Regions from separate parts of the Homo sapiens genome. Here region 1 is linked to region 2. A link is a loop called in an ENCODE intact Hi-C map of the cell type or tissue named here. Cell type or tissue: natural killer cell. All regions are shown on one strand. Each heading gives the region's core, and the rest is flanking DNA. Links, peaks and the distances in the headings are about the cores only. Region 1 has its middle 58 kb from the start of TCEAL2. Region 2 has its middle 39 kb from the start of BEX4.

Evidence for each region. Peaks named below come from ENCODE experiments on the same cell type or tissue, not always from the same donor. Only the 100,000 strongest peaks of a DNase experiment are listed, where the experiment ranks them.
Region 1: it touches region 2 in a loop (9-fold over the local background); 3 of 110 quality-filtered maps call a loop at or near these places.

What each region holds. Positions count from the first base shown.
Region 1 is chrX:102,063,848-102,072,192 of GRCh38, reverse strand. No RefSeq gene overlaps it. Among named protein-coding and RNA genes, the nearest start is that of TCEAL2, 58 kb to the left of the region's middle. In natural killer cell, for the core only: no CTCF peak of the experiment used is centred there; a DNase peak (open chromatin) is centred at 4,022.
Region 2 is chrX:103,172,375-103,180,719 of GRCh38, reverse strand. No RefSeq gene overlaps it. Among named protein-coding and RNA genes, the nearest start is that of BEX4, 39 kb to the left of the region's middle. In natural killer cell, for the core only: a CTCF peak has its summit at 4,155 (motif pointing right); a DNase peak (open chromatin) is centred at 4,149.

The DNA.
Region 1 (8,345 bases), core at 22-8,021, 1.1 Mb after region 2:
ATGAGCCCATATGCTGAAGCTCTACAATGGTTAATTGGGGTCTGCTGCTGAAGCAGTTATGGTGGCAGCTTCCAGGGAGTGCCCTGGTTGGTCATTCAAGGCTTCATTTCAGGTGACAATGTCCAGGCAGGGATCCCAAGACTGATTAGCAGACAGAGGGTGTTCAGATCAGATTAGCCCCATCCCATGGACAAGATAGCCCTGCTCTGTCCAGGGCTGAGTCAACGAAGGCCAAAGGCACCTAGAGAAGCATGATGAGATGTGGGGAATTGATGTCCCTTGCTGTGTTCCACTGCAGCTATTCCTGCGCCAAGGCCTTCTGGGCTCTGCACAAGCTGCAGTCCTGTCTCTGCCATCAATCCAAGCATCTCTCCCTTTCAGCTCAAATATCCATGGGGGTTGTGAGATCTCCTGCAGCTGGGATTCCAGAGGTCCATGGTGAGAATGAATCACTCCTCGCCTGTTTAACTCATCCCTCCTTGGGAGCCACTAGGGCCCAGGAACAAGTCCTGGGGCTTGGCAGCCCTGTGCAAAGTTGCCATTTTCCTCTCCCTTCATTCCAGAATCTGTGTCCTCCCTCTATCCTTTCTCAATACCTTCCTACCTTCCTCAGAATATTTTCTCAGAGTGTGCCAATCTTCTTGATGGTCTGGTCTCTAGGTGGGAGATTCTCTTTCTGGCTGCATCTAGTGGGTCATCTTGGCTTCCGCTTCCCCAACTTTCACACACATTCTGTTTTTTAGTTTTTGCTATGAACATGGCATTTATAATGATTGTAAGTATTTTTAAAATACTTAAGCACATTACTCTCAAAAGAACAATTGAATAATAATTCCTTGATTAATATCAAATGTCAGCTCACAGGAAAAATCTCAGTCTTTTTAGTAATTCCAGGTCTTGCATCCTGAAGCAGTAATTTATAAGTTCATTTGCCTAGGTCAAGTTACCTAATCTCCCATTTCTGATAATATATATAACAGGGATGATTATTGGTACTGGATAGAGTTGTTAGGATTGAATTAGCATTAAATATAAAATATCCTTATATAGTAGTTGTGTACATGTTAATAGCCTATGATTCAGGTTCTCTTTTCAAAGGGCCACAGCTCGTACTGCTTCCTGAGTCCAGTTCGACATCTCAGGAATCAGCTAGTCTTTGTAAAAGCTTCACCTCTGCTTCTTGGCCCATGGACCAGTATGCTGTCAGTGTTTTTATCCCCACCATCATCTTCATCAGCAAAAGGGTAGTGATGGCCAATGGTGGCATAATACAGCCCGGGTTCCATATCAGGAGAGTTTCCCACTATCAGTCCTTAACCTCTGGAAAGCCATCATTGAAATGGGAGGCTGCTGTACGGCCTATGCAGAGGCCAGGGTGTAGATGTTTGACTCCAAAAAATGTATGTACCTTCTGTGAGTCTAAGCTGGGTCATCTGTAAAATGAGACTATGGGTGCCATCTTCACAAACTTGCTGTAAAAAGAAAAGGAGAAAAATCTAAAAGAATGTCTCATAGATGGTAGGCTTGTTATGCTGACAGTCCACTCTGCCTCCTTTGTTTCATAAAATAGAATATTTAAAATGGCATCTGGAAATACACTAATATGAAGTAAACTTTTGTCCCATTCTATCACTTCCTTTTTTCACATGCTTTCTTGTCTCTTTATTTTCCTTCTAGTTTGACATGGGTGAAGCAATTTCTTATGAGTTTCAGAAAAAAAAAATGGTACAGAAGAGCAAAGAATAGTAATGGCTTGGGTAGATGAACAAGGGAGTCATCAAACATGTATCCAAGTTACTAAACCCCTTAACTGAGCACAGGACCTTGAATAAGTCATTTTCAAGTTTTTGGTCTCTGATCTAACACAGAAGGGCACTCAGTGTAAAAACAGTGTGCAGGGGCATGGGCTTTGGGTTACAGGGACTGGGATTTGACCCTGGTATCCATTACTTGCTGGTTGCCTGATTGACAGCAACCAATTTATCTACAATGTGCTCCATAATTGTTGTTGTATTTTATTATTTACTATTGTTATTATTCCACAAACCATCAAAAGGTGAATTGTAGGAGTGGAGATTCTACTTCCTGCCATGCATTACAATGCTCCTCAAAGCTAAGATTTTTATAACTGTTAGATAAAGTGGTTGAAATATAGATTAAAGGAAGTCTATAGGAAGCTCATAAGCAGACCCTGATATATAACATTGTTTAACATGCAATGAGTATTTCATCTCCAATTAGATGCACAGTCCAAGTATTGGGGCTTGGTTAGCTGGTAAAAGGTTCATTGAAAAACAAAGTTAGATAATAGTTTATACCTTGTCATTTAATCAGAACACTCTCTCCATGTGCTAATACTTAAAATAAAAATTAAGATAAAAGCAAAAATAAAGTAACAAAAACTAAGATACTAAGAAACATATATGGTAATATAATAGTTTTAAGAAATGATACATATAATACATGTACATTTGTGGATATGCATGCAGAGAAAAATAATGGAATAAAATGGCATAATGTGATTTCAATGATGATGGAATTGATGGATATTGATATTTTTAAACTCTGCATTTGATTCAATAGTAAACATTTATTAAATGAATATGCATTACATTTAGGATTAAAAACTGAGTCTGTAAATGCTCTGCTACTTGAGAAGTAAAAAGCATAGAGCTGTAAAATTAATCTAGGTTAAGAAAAATATTTAGTCCTCCCTAATTACGTCCCATTCTGGATAATGAGAAAATCACCATCCAGAATAAGATGATTATTATTCCCATGTACTGCTTTATCCTTTTACTCTATATGAGAGTTTCCCTACACAAAATATACCATTGTATTGCAAGTATAACAAGGGAGCCACACACAATAATCTATATTACATAAGAAATTCAGTGCTATCTCTGGGTTATGCAGTGTAATAATATTGGAGTGGAAAATGTCCTCACCCCTTTTGTGTTGATAACTTGTGCTTTTTCTGTACTCTGTTGTGGCCCTTTGTATTCACATCAGATGTGTACATAACCTGGGGCTCTGGGACCTTCTTGGAGCTTCAGGAAGAGGTTACTGTGGGTCTGTAGGGAGGGACACTGGAGCGAGAGTCAGGAGCTTTTCTTAGGCCCCAGTGCCTGAGACATCCAAGATGAGTTTCTTTTCCTGCCTTGACCTGCACCATCTCACCAATGTTCACTGAGCATCCATCACTTTTCATACTTCCAGTGGTTCAGAGGATGGAGAGTTTACAATAATGATTGCACAGGGCCCAGGTCCTTGTGGAAGTTATGGTGACATCTGTAGAACTACCTTACTATGTAAGAGGAGAAAGTCCTCACTGGAATTATTAGAGACTCCTAAAAGAGGGGCTATGCCTGGTACAATGGGCAGGACTCATTGGGGCTGGATGTGAGAGAAGACAGAGGGGGTCCAGCCTGACTGGAGTGAAGAGTGGGGGCCTCCCAAGGAAGCAGACAAGGCTCTGAGATAACTAACAGGACACTCTAGGTCTGAGGCCATCCAGGTTTGGGACCAATTGGTGAAGGACACATTTGCTTCAATGGGATGCTGCAGGTTACCTTTATACCCTGAAATTGCACAAATATCGTGAGAAGGAAAGTGCCCTGTATGCTTCTCACTGGTCCACGGGGCAGGGAAGAAACAGGGGTACTGACAATAGTAACGTAGATGACGTCAGCACACTAAACCTTCATTAAAGTGGGAAGTGGACATCAAGGGGAAGGACTTACAACTAATTGAGCCCCCACGCTGTGTGGAAATTGTACGCCTGCTTTAGTTTCTCTCTTACCCCAGGTAACCCACATCAGCCAGTGAGTTTCTGCCTTTCTCCTAGAGTCACTTTTTTAATAGTCTTTTTTCACATCTATCAGTTTTTTAAACACAGAATTAGAATCATTCTGTACATAGATTCATAAGCTCGGTTTTAAGGGAGAGATTGTACTTTTCATTCTGCATACATTTCTTTGCAGAAAAGTTTGACAATAGAGATACATTGGTGCCATCTTGTGACAGAAGCTTCAACTGCAGCTTGAACACCAATGAGCACGAAAGTGGAACCCACCCTAAAGAGCTTTCTGGAAGTCTGGGTGGAAAAGGGCATATTCCCAGTATACAGGGATACTGATGGCCATCAGACAGAAAGTATAGGCTCCTTCTAAGCTGAAGAGAAAGCTGTATGTAAGAAAGACAAATGTATCATTTTAAAAATCCTATGATACCTCTGGAGAAATAGCTAGACACCTATATAAGCAAAATTAGATTCTTCCATTTATGATCATTGTAACCTACCTTTGCCCTAATTATGACCACCTTTCCATGTAAATACATTTCTATGATAATATTTCACACTACTTTACAACAGAATTTTAATTTTTTTTTAACATTGGCCTGGCATTTCATTGTATGGATGCTTCAAAATTTATTTCACTAGTACTGTACTGAAAAAGAAAAATTAATTACTTTACCTTATTTTCTATTCCAAGTAATAGTATACTTAACAGTCTTGATTATATATATGTAGATATCTTTGTAAGCATTTTATATTAAGTTTCTGAAAGTGTTTTTTCAAAACTATACAATCTAAAAACTTCCATATTAACACATTACATTCAAAATTCTATTACTAATTTGTATTCCTAACAATGCAGCATGAAAGTGCCTGTTCTTCTACAAATTTGAAATAATATGAATTGTTGCTAATCTAATAGACAGCAAATTAGTTCTTATCATTGTTTTCATTATAATTTGTTTTTGCTGCCTGCCTGCCTAGAACTCCATCCTATGGATATCACATAATCAATTTTCACAGCCCCATGTTATTTAAAGTGTCCTGATATTCTGTATTATCAACACTATGTGGATGGCATCTTTTCAGTGTCTGTATACTGCTAAAGTTCAGGGTACATTTTACATGGATATTTACACTGGTGAATTGAATGAGCAAAGCATCTTGGGAAAATTTTAGTATTATGATAACAGAACTCGATGAATGTATGAGTATATGGGAAAGTATATGTGTGTATGAGGGTGAGTATGTCAGTGTGTTTGTGCTGACAACTACAACATTTCCTTTTGCTCCCTCTGCCCCTACATAGCTTTTGTGAACCCCTAATATCTGAGATGGTCTCAATTAATTTAGAAAGTTTATTTTACCAAGGTTCAGGATGCACACCCATGACACAGCCTCAAGAAGTCCTGAAGACATGTGCCCAAGGTGGTCAGGGCACAACTTGGTTTTATACATTTCAGCGATACATGAGACATCAATCAATATATGTAAAAAGTACATTGGTTTCATCCAGAAAGGCAGGAACAACTTGAAGCAGGTAGAGGGCTTTCAGGTCACAAGTAGGTGAGAGACAAATGGCTGCATTCTTTTGAGTTTCTGATAAGCCTTTCCAGTGAAGGCAATAAGATATTCATCTATCTCAGTGAGGAGGGGTGACTTTGAATAGAAAGGGAGGAAGGTTTGTCCTGAGCATTTCCCAGCTTGACTTTTCCTTTTAGCTTAGTAATTTGGGGGTCCTAAGATTTTCCTTTCATATTATCCCCCTTTTCTTTTTTAAAATCTTTTGGAGAAAGCATTTTAGGAGAAAATGGGTCCCTGGTCTCAGGTTTCATCTGAACTTTTGTGGCTAGGACAGTTTATTCCTGGATGGGTATGTCCTGAAAACTCATTTTAGGAGGTTGTGAATTCTCATGTTCTACGAAGAGAAAATAGGGGGAGGAAGGGAGAACAACAACAACAAACAAAAGGATGATCCTGGAAAATTGATACAGGTCACATTACTCTGAAGACCATCCATTAGTAGGCAGTTATGAAAGTGGCTTTTATATGTAAACAGGTTACTATTATTTTCTTCTGAAGTTTAAGTTGCCTAGCTTCAGTTCTCAGGGATTTAAGAAAGCATAGCTTTGTTTTTTGTGATTTCAAATTAGGAAAAAATGGGGAAAAAGGAAAAATAGAAGAAGCATTGGAAAATATTATTTTGGAGACTTGTAGCCAGGAAAAAATAGAGTAAAAACTATAGTTTTTGAAACATATTTTTTCTCTCCAGTTATCCATTTTTACTAATGACAAATCATGGTAGGAACAATTTGTTTTATTATGCTTGTCCGCATTATTTGTATAAAGTACAGCAAAAATAATTATTTTTTACATAAACTTTTTAAAATTGCCTTTGATGGAACTTTGTTCCATAGACGGAATCTCATATAAGACTTTTTTAAAGCAGAGCTCAGCCATGAATTTGTACCATCAAATACTTATGAGTTAGGTGAATTTCCTCTCCTCTTGAGGTTCCAAGATAAATCTGGGGCTCCTGGGTCTGTCAGAAAATGACGTTCTTTACTTACCACAGGTCAGAAATCCTGTACAGGGACTGTGTAAAGTATGAGGCCAGTTTTTCCAAGGGCTTTTATTGACTCCATAAGTCAAGTTTGATTCCTTAAAGGAAAGCCCACCATTCCAATCAAAGCCTTGGTAAAATAACCAGTTTCTCCAATAGTGTCCTGTTACAAATGAAAACAGATTCTTATTGCACTTATGCAAATAACTGTATTGTCATAAGTTAAGAATACTCATAAATAATTTCCAAATTGTGGAGAAATCAGGTAGAAAGAAACAAATATGCTCCAAATTTTGTGCATAGGAGTATACTAAATTGTTAAAAGCTGTCAATAGCTCAAAAGAAAAGTTACAAGACTGAAAAAGCATAACAAAGGATCAACAACGTTTTAAGCAAAAAGTCAAAAAGATTAGTTCAGTCTGTGCAGTTAATTCCTGTTCTGCTGCTATTCATGAGCATTTTAGCTCTCCATGAGTTCTGAAAGTTTTTCCTCTATTCTGGTGTCACAGTCTCCAAAGTTATCAGAAACATGAATTCAAGAGCACCTGTTAGAGTTTTATAGCTGATAATAAAACCACCTTCTAAAGAGGACCCAAACAACACAACAATTGTCCATGGATGACAAAAAGTTTCAGGGCCAACATAGTCAAATACACAATTGACAAGGAAATTTGTGACCTCTGTGGCACACAGTAATTTTAACATAACAATTTTGATTATTACTGATAATGTACACTAAGCTATATCAGAATGACAGGAGTTTCCCATAATTTTCAAACACATACCAATAACATATTTACACAAATACAGCCCAAAGAAAACCAAACACCATTTTATATTTGACAATGTTTCCTGTATAATTTTTGTACCAAATAAGCCAAATTATGTCACTTGTGGACTTTGAGGAACCTAATATCTTAAAGGATTAATTAGCTCAGAAAGACATAATTTATAATTTGATTTCAGAAAGCTTGTCAAATATCAAAGGTTTAAAACACTTGATATCACAAAATACAATCACAGATCACTGTAAAATAAGTCATTCATTCAACCAAAGTGATAACTCAAGAATTTCAAAAAGGGCAAAAACCTTCATTCTTTGAGAAAGGAGACTTAATTTTCCAAAAAATAAGCCCTAATAAAAACAGCACAAAGCCAGTTAAATTTGTTTTTCAAAATTTTATAAGCAATCTATAAAATTTTAATCTTGACCATAAAATATAACTTCCATAAGCCTTTTATAACCTTTATAACCTTTAATAGGGAGCCAGTTAATGCTTCAAGAAAACCTTGTTAATATGACACAGGGGCCCATATGCTGGTCTTGTATCAGCATGCCTTTGAAATTAATGATTAATTTATAGAGAAACTGAACTTATTTTATCTTTCAAAATTGATCCTCACAATCTCATGTGCCCACTTCTTTTGAGATAGTCCCTGATGTGCCCACTTCTTCTGAGATAGTCCCTGGGCCTTGGGGAGTTAAACAGCTTTAATTTCTGGCCCTGTGTCTCAGGAATACAGTTTATTTTGATTGGCATCTTCTTCAGGGCCAGGAGATGGGGATTTAATTGCTGTCAGTGTTTAAGATTTAGCAGGACTTGGTGTCCTTTTTAGATTCAGGAGTCAAAACCCTGTAACTCAATGTCACAAGGACTTTAAAAGTATATACAGGAAGATACATGATGTAATAACCTTAATTAAAATAAAATTTAAATCTGTTTTTTCCTAAGCAAAACAAACTTTATAATATTAGCATAGTAATTATTTCAACAAAACATACAATCTTTTAGGCCAGTTATCGCAAGGCAAAAGAATATTCTCTTGGAAGAAAATATGCCTTTCTGAAGTGCACAGAATATTATGTTGGAAGAAAACATTCCTTTTAAAAAAGGAGAGAAAGCTGCAAAATGGCAAGATGCAAAAAAGTTGAACTTTGGGTTAAAAAAATTAAAACCTCATAATTTATTAAGAGTAAATCAA
Region 2 (8,345 bases), core at 201-8,200:
GCCAATGATTTAAATCAATCATATCTATATAATGAAGTCTTCATAAAACCCCTAAACAATGGAGTTTGGGGAATTTCCAGACTGACAAACACATTGACGTGCTGGGAAGATGGTGTGCCCCAGAGAGGACGTGGAAGCTCCACATCCATCCTCCCCACCCTGCCTGGCCCTATGCATTTCTTCCATTTGGCCATTCCTGAGTTATATTCTTTATAATATACCGGTAATAGCAAGTAAAACATTTTCCTGAGTTATAAGAGTTATTTTAGAGAATTATCAAGTCTATGGTGGGGGAACCTTAGAAACCCTTGAATTTGTAGTCAGTTGGGCAGAAGGGTGAGTTGCCTGAGGACCCTACTTGTTTGTGGCTGGCATCTGAACTTGGACAGTCTTACAGGACTGAACCTTTTAACTTGTGAGATCTGAAGCTAACTTAGGTAGATAGCATCAGAATTGAATTTAACTGTTGGGTACTGAGCTGCTGTTGAAAAATTGGAGAACTGGCTGTTGGTGTGGAAAAATGACACACACTTGATGTGAGAAAACACCACACAGGTCTAAATACACCAATAACATGACAGAAATTATCTGATTGTTGTATCAATTGTAGAGGGAAGAGTGTTGAAGTATCCTAATAATGTCACGACGTTGTGTATTTTTCCTTTCCTTGCTATCAGTTTTTACTTTGCATATTTTGTAACTCTGCTGTTTGCTGTATATACATTTAGGATTGCTATATCTTCTTGGCAGATTGACTCTTTTATTTTATAATATTCCTCTCTGTATCTAGTACTTATCTTTGCTCTAAAGTGTACTTTATCTGAAACTAATACAACCACACTCCTGTTTTCCTTTATTTTCATAATGTATATTTTTCATCCTTCCATAGTCTGAATGTTTCCCCCAAAATTTATATGTTGAAACTTAATTGCCAATTTGAGCCTATTAAGAGGTAGGGCCTCTAGGAGGTGATTAAGTCATGAGGGCTCTGCCCTAATGAATGGGTTTAGCGACCTTATAAAAGGGCTAGAGGGAACCAGATTTGCCCTTTTGCCCTTCCACCTTCTGCCATGTAAGCATACAGCTTTTTTCCCTTTAATTATGTGAAAATATAGCAAGATGGCCCTCACCAGACAATAAATACCAGTGCTGTGATCTTGGACTTCCCAGCCTCCAGAAATGGGAGAAATAAATTTGTGTTCTTTATAAATTACACAGTCTAGGTATTTTGTTATAGTAGCACAAACAGACTAGCACACATCCCTTTGCCTTCAACCTATGTCTGTCATTTCATCTGAAGTGAGATTCTTGTAGCAGCATCTACATGATAGATAATAAAAAGTTATTTAGTTGATTTTATTTGCATTCTTTACATAATTAATGAGTTAGAACATTTTTTCATGATTATTGGCTATTTGCATATATCTTTTTTTGAGACAGGGTCTTTCTCTGTCTCCTGGCTGGAGTGCAGTGGCACAATCATGGCTCACTGCAACCTCGACCTCCTGGGCTCAAGTGATCCTCCTGTGTCAGCCTCCTGAGCAGCTGGGATTAGAGGTGTGAGCCACTGCACCGGGCCTCTTTTTTTTCTGTGGGTCAGATAAAAATTGTTGGACCTCAATTTCCTACTTTATAATGACAAAGGAGTGTGTTTGGGTCAGTGCTTTAGAAAGTAGAGTCCCCAGACAACCGATATCATGAGGGACATGCATTCTCTAATAAAGGGACAGGTGTCATACTGAGGATGAATATTTGAAGGGACAGTCTCCAAACACATACAGATCAGAGATGCATAGACTCTTTAATAGATGTTGACAAATCAACCTGGAAAGAGGTTGTACTAAGTGACATCCCCACTAGCAATATGAGACAGGGTAGATGTCCCTGCATGCACACCTCACTGGAATCCTGAATAGTTTTTTTTATACTTTGATAACATGCCAGGTGGAAATTCTCTCACTGTAATCATATTTAACTAGATATTAAGGTAATTTTTAAATAATTCTCTAGTAAACAAATACTCTGTTAATCATCATTATCACTATTTTTCAATGCAAAAGGGTCCAGTTACATATGCAGCCTAACAGACACAATAAGCAACAAGCACATGAGCCTGCAGGTTCTCCTAGGGCTACTGCTGACATGTGAGTCCATGACAGGGTCCAAGGCCTTCCCTCTATGATTGGATGTTAGCATTATTAGTTTCTTCACTCCGCTGTGGCCTTTGTCACATGACTCTACTTGTGGAGTGTAAATGGCACTACTTCTCTGGGTAGCAGTATGGCAATACTTATCAACAGGCTACATAATTGCACACCCTTTGCTCCAACAATTTTTTAGAAGGTTATCTTCAGGATGTAGTGAAGGATATTGATAAAGATTTGGATATAAGGATTGCCATCTTTTTTTTTTTTTTTTGTTGTTGTTGTTGTTGTTGTTGTTTTTGAGACGGAGTCTCGCTCTGTTACCCAGGCTGGAGTGCAGTGGCTCACTGCAACCTCTGCCTCCCGGGTTCAAGCGATTCTCCTGCCTCAGCCTCCTAAGTAGCTGGGACTACAGGCATGTGCCACCACGCCCGGCTAATTTTTTGTATTTTTTAGTAGAGACGGGGTTTCACCGTGTTAGCCAGGATGGTCTGGATCTCCTGACCTCGTGATCCGCTGGCTTCAGCTTCCCCAAGTGCTGGGATTACAGGCGTGAGCCACCGTGCTGGCCCAGGATTGCCATCTTAATAATTATTTACCTTTCCTTCTGGGCCAGAATTTAGTTAGGGAGACCAATGGGAAGCAAAGACATCCAGGGGCAGAAGGAAACAGAGGGATATGTGGTTGTCAGTACAAACACACAGAGAGAGAGAGAGACAGAGAGGGAGAGAGAAACCCCAGCCAGATTCTATCATCACAATACTATAATTCTTCCAAGACAGTTAGCTGGGCTCAAAGTGGGCACATTCCACTTACCAGTGCAAACAGCCACATGACCATTGCCCTGAACTGCACTCTTTAGCAGTGTACAGACTCTGAAAAGATACCATTCACAGAGTGTAGATAATAGGGAATATCAGAACACTCTAAATAACATGGGCTTGTGAAAACTGATTATGTCACATCTATAGGATGGAATTTTGGAAGGCAACAAAAACAAATTTGGATGAAAACAAAGATGAGAGATGATATGTTGCCTAGCAGATTAATAACAATTCCCATTACTTCGAATGTTCAGAGAAACAGGTACTTTCATGCTGCAAAGTTAAAATATATACGAGTAATACAATGGTTTTTTTGAGACAGGGTTTTGCTCTGTTGTCCAGACTGGAGTTCAGTGGTGTGATCACAGCTCACCATAGCCTCAACCTCCCAAGCTCAAGCAATCCTACCTCCCAAGCTCAAGCAATCCTACCTCAGCCTCTTGAGTAACTAGGACTACAGGCACATGCCACCATGCCTGGCTAATTTTTTAAATTTTTGTAGAGATGGGGTCTCGCTATGTCACCCAGGCTGGTCTCCAACTCCTGGGCTCATATTATCCTCCCGAGGCAGCCTCTCAAAGTGCTGGAATTACAGGCATGAGCTACTGTGTCTGGTCAGTAATAGCATTTTGAATTCATTATGCTAATATAAAATTTTATCATTTACCAGGGTTTTGAAAGGACACTTTCAAGACTTTATTATAAAGAAACGCTTACTAAGATATTTTCATGTATATGAACAAGAACATTAAGTATGCTATTGTTCGTAATAGAAAATGTAAAATGACTATATTTCCATCGCTAGGGTACTGGAAAAATAAAATTTAAGAGCTTTATACTATCAAACACTTGGTCCTTGTAAAAAAAAAAAGTGAAATTTTGTTGCAAAGTAGTTTAAAGTGCTAGCATAGAAATGTATTTACATGGAAATATATTAGGTGCAAAAGCAGGTTGCAATGGTCACAAATAGCCTGGATCCATTTTTGTTTATATGGGTCTCAACCTATTTATCCAGATGTCCTAAAGCATAAAAATAAAAATTACTCTTTTGTTCAACCTACAAAGCATAGAAAGAGGCTTCACTTTTTGCCTGGATACCCAGGGTATGTCTACTTTTTTCCCAGACCAGAAAACTGTCTGGCTTCCTGTTCATGGATGTTCAAGCTGCAGTGCAGGCCTATGTCACGAGGGGGCACCACAGTACCACTATATACCACTATTTTCAAACTTCAAAGTGTCTGCAAGGAGCAAAAATTACAATACCTCTCTTGCGACCCAGTTTATGAATCTCAGTACAGAACATTCTAATACTCTCTGAAAAAACCGGATAGGTATAAAATAATGGTGTAAAACCATATAATGAAACACCAGGTAGCAGCAGTGCGCCTTGGTCGTGGCCGGTGGGCGAGCACAGAGCAGCAGAGGGCAGGCGGGAGGTGTCTGAGACAGGATCGGCAGTCATTGAGGGGTCTGGGCAGCTGTGTCCACCGTGTCCTGGAGAGAGGATGACTGAGAGGAGATGGGAGAAGGTCTGGGAAACCTATACAGGGGTGGGGTAATGGAGAGTGAATGCCATGCTTTCTGGGAGGGAGGGGCTCTCCTACAGTGTGGACACCTCAACCTACACTCAGGAGGGAAGAGATAAATCAGTGAATGTGATGTAGATTTGAAGTCAACAGCCATTGGAACTGCTTTAATATACATATGAATTTTCCAAACAGAATTTTTATTTTAGTAAACAGAACATTCCAAGTCATTTCTTACTCTCTGCAAACCGTACTGTACTCCTTTTCTTTAAAAAACAAGTTGCTCCGCCTGAAAAAAAAAAAGAAAAGAAAAAAAGAAATTGGACTGGGCATGGTGGCTCACGCCTGTAATCCCAGCACTTTGGGAGGCTGAGGCGGTTGGATCACGAGGTCAGGAGTTCAAAACCAGCTTGGCCAAGATGGTGAAACCCTGTCTCTACTAAAAGTACAAAAAAAATTAGCCGAGCGTGGTGGCGGGTACCCGTAATCCCAGCTACTCAGAAGGCTGAGGCAGAGAATTGCTCTGCTGAGGCAGAGGTTGCAGTAAGCCGAGATCGTGCCACTGCACTCCAGCCTGGGTGAAAGAGCGAGACCCCGTCTCAAAAAAAAAATAAAAATAAAAATAAAAAAGAAATTGGAGATGGATGTAGTCTGGTGGTCACAGCCAGGATTGCAATTCTGAAAGTCTCAGTCCAAGGGTTTCAGCAAGGAGTAGGGAGAATTGGAGTTGGGGATCTTTTTAAATATTTATTTATTTATTTATTTATTTATTTATTTATTTATTTATTTATTTATTAGAGATGAGGTCTCAGTATGTTGCCTAGGCTGGTCTAGAACTCCTGAGCTCAAGCTATCCTCCCACCTTGGCCTCCCAAAGTGCTGAGATTACAAGTGTGAGCCACTGTGCCCAGCCAGAGTTGGGGATCTTGATTTAATGGTACCAGGCCAGTTTTCTGGAATTTTTAACCAATTAGCAGCAATCTCTCTGTATTCTTCATTTTCTAGGACATCTAAACCTCAGATTGGAATCCAGCTCCAGTCTCAACTAAAGATAAAGCAACATCTGTGAGGTGGGGCAATCCAGCTACAGGAGACATAGAAATACACTCACACACAGAGTAAATTCAACTTTTTATCTATTTCATTTTCCTATGAAATTAAACACAAAGAATGCCTTTCCAAAGCAATGAATATATGTGCACATATATGCACACTACCATCTTCATCACCAAGAAGGGTTGTTGAATGAGGACCCATAAGGCCACAATAGCAGGGGAGTGGAATCTGACCATTTCTCAAGCCCTGGGCTCCCATCTCCTAAAAGGGAGGGTGCTCAGTGTCTTCTAAAAAGGGCGAGGCATAGGACCTCATTCCAATCCTGTCAGTTATGTGGAGAGGTGACTTCGGCTCTATAAACTTCTATTTGGTCATCTGTGAAATGGGACTGACCATACCATCCTTACAGAGCTGTCCTGAGAGTCAAATGAAAAAACTTTTCCAGACTCTATGGCATAGAATGGGACTTCAATGGTGAATTAAATGTTGAGAACAGCAGTAGGGACTGGCTGAGACTCAGGGCTAAGGAGGCATTCTGAAAAATTATTTTTCATTGTTTTCCCTTATGAGAATATAGACATGTAGATAAAGGAAGCAAATATCTTTCTGATATGCCTTGATTTCAACATGTTAGAGACAGAAGGTTTTCAATATTCTTGTGTGTTTCATAATCTCATAAGAACTGTTCAATATCATGCTTCTGAGTGGACCCAAATCCAGTTCCTATGCTGGAAAGACAGGTGTGTCTGTGAACTCACTTGGTTATCTCATTAATACATAGGACCCGGGAAGCACGGTGTATTGTTTGCCTAAAGGTTGCTCCTGGACTGCTCAGAATGTTAATATATTTAGGAAAATGCTGGAGCTATTCCATAGCCATCAGTGCAGGATCCTCAGAGCATGCATTATCCAGCCATATCACAACAGGATTTCAGCCATCTGTTGCTTCCCTGAGAGACAAAAATCCAAGAATTACTAGCATTTCTTCAACATACAATTAACTATTCTTACATTCACCAATTCGCTAAATATGTATTGGGCTCAGAACCCATACTATTCCATTGGAGGCATCTCATTAGCTCCCTCTTAAGTAAATATAAAAGAGTAAGAAGGGAAATTAACATGTGGGAAAATTCAAGGTTTAAGTCTGATATGAGATGGCTCCTGCTCCTGCACATTAACTTTTAAACTTGCCAAACTTTCAAGGAATTAAAGATTTTTAAAAATTCTTTGCCGCGCACTGTGGCTCACGCCTGTAATCCCAGCACTTTGGGAGGCCGAGGCGGGCGGATCACGAGGTCAGGAGATCAAGACCATCCTGGCTAACACGGTGAAACCCCGTCTCTAGTAAAAATACAAAAAATTAGCCGGGCGAGGTGGCAGGCGCCTGTAGTCCCAGCTACTCGGGAGGCTGAGGCAGGAGAATGGCGTGAACCCAAGGGGGCGGAGCCTGCAATGAGCCGAGATCGCGCCACTGCACTCCAACCTGGGCGACAGTGAGACTCCGTCTCAAAAAAAAAAAAAAAAAAAAAAAAAAATTCTTAAGTTTTTCTTATGTTCCTTTCACACACTGAAGGAGCACAGAGAATTTCACCCCAAAATATGCCTCCGTGGCATAATGAATATTTTGAATTAAAAACTCTTGGAAATCAACGGGCCTTGAAAGAGACTTTTCCCCTATCTTCCTAAAGATCAGGTGAACCCATCAAGAAGAATAATTTCTTTTCTTTCTCTTCCCTGTTATCTCATCTATTTCAGGTAAGGAGAGGAAGAATGTAACCAGGTCTGGCCCAGTCTTCTTACAGAATAATGCCCTTCTCTCAGGTTCAACTTCCAAAGAAAACCACTTACAAGTCAATCTCTGTTCCCTCCATCCATTCATTCTCCCAAGTATCCATTCATGTTTTTCCTGCTAATTATTTAATGCCCCTTAACGGAATTACCTATGCTCCCCATCTCCCCAATCCACTCTGAAAGGAGGTTATATATGTTTAGACCCCAGTGGGAAATTGGGCGATCATTCTGCCATTCCCCTCATGTACTTGGTTAAATAAATGTATGTGCCTTTTCTCTTATTAATATGACTTATTGTGACTTGATTTTTCAGCAAACCCTCCAAGGGCAAGAAGGAAGCTTCCCTTTCACCCCAATGGCATATAATATATTTTAGCCATTTTTCCCTTTATATGTATTTTTATTGGCATTATTGTACTCAGAAGCATGAAAAAATAAGATAAAGACTGATGTTGATAATGACAGGAGACAGGGATATACTGGGTAGAAGAGGGCAGTTCCCCGGCAAAGGCACCAACCTCGAGCCAGACACCTGTGGCCCTATATGAGAACACACATTCCTGTTTTTGCACCCCAAAAGTTGCCTTTTGGCCTGCCACGGCCCAGTATCCTGTACCCCTATAAATCCTGAACCCCAGGCTCCAGAATTAAATGGGCAGAGGAATGGCAGAATGGTGCAGCAGAGAAGGAGACAAGAGAAGGAGTGCCTGAATGCTCCCCTTCCCATAAAGGGTTTGCGCTGTCAGTGGCGGAACAGAGAGCCACACCTCTGTTGCACGCCCTCTGAGGGGGTCCAGGGAACTCTCCTGTGTCAATGTTTAAGGCTGGGCACAGTGGCTTACACCCGTAATCCCAGCACGTTGGGACGACGAGGCACGTGGATCGCTTGAGTTCAGGAGTTCAAGACCAGCCTGGGCAACATGGAGAAACCCATCTCTACCAAAACTACAAAAAGTTAGCCAGGCATGGTGGCATGCACCTGCATTCCCAACTACTCAGGA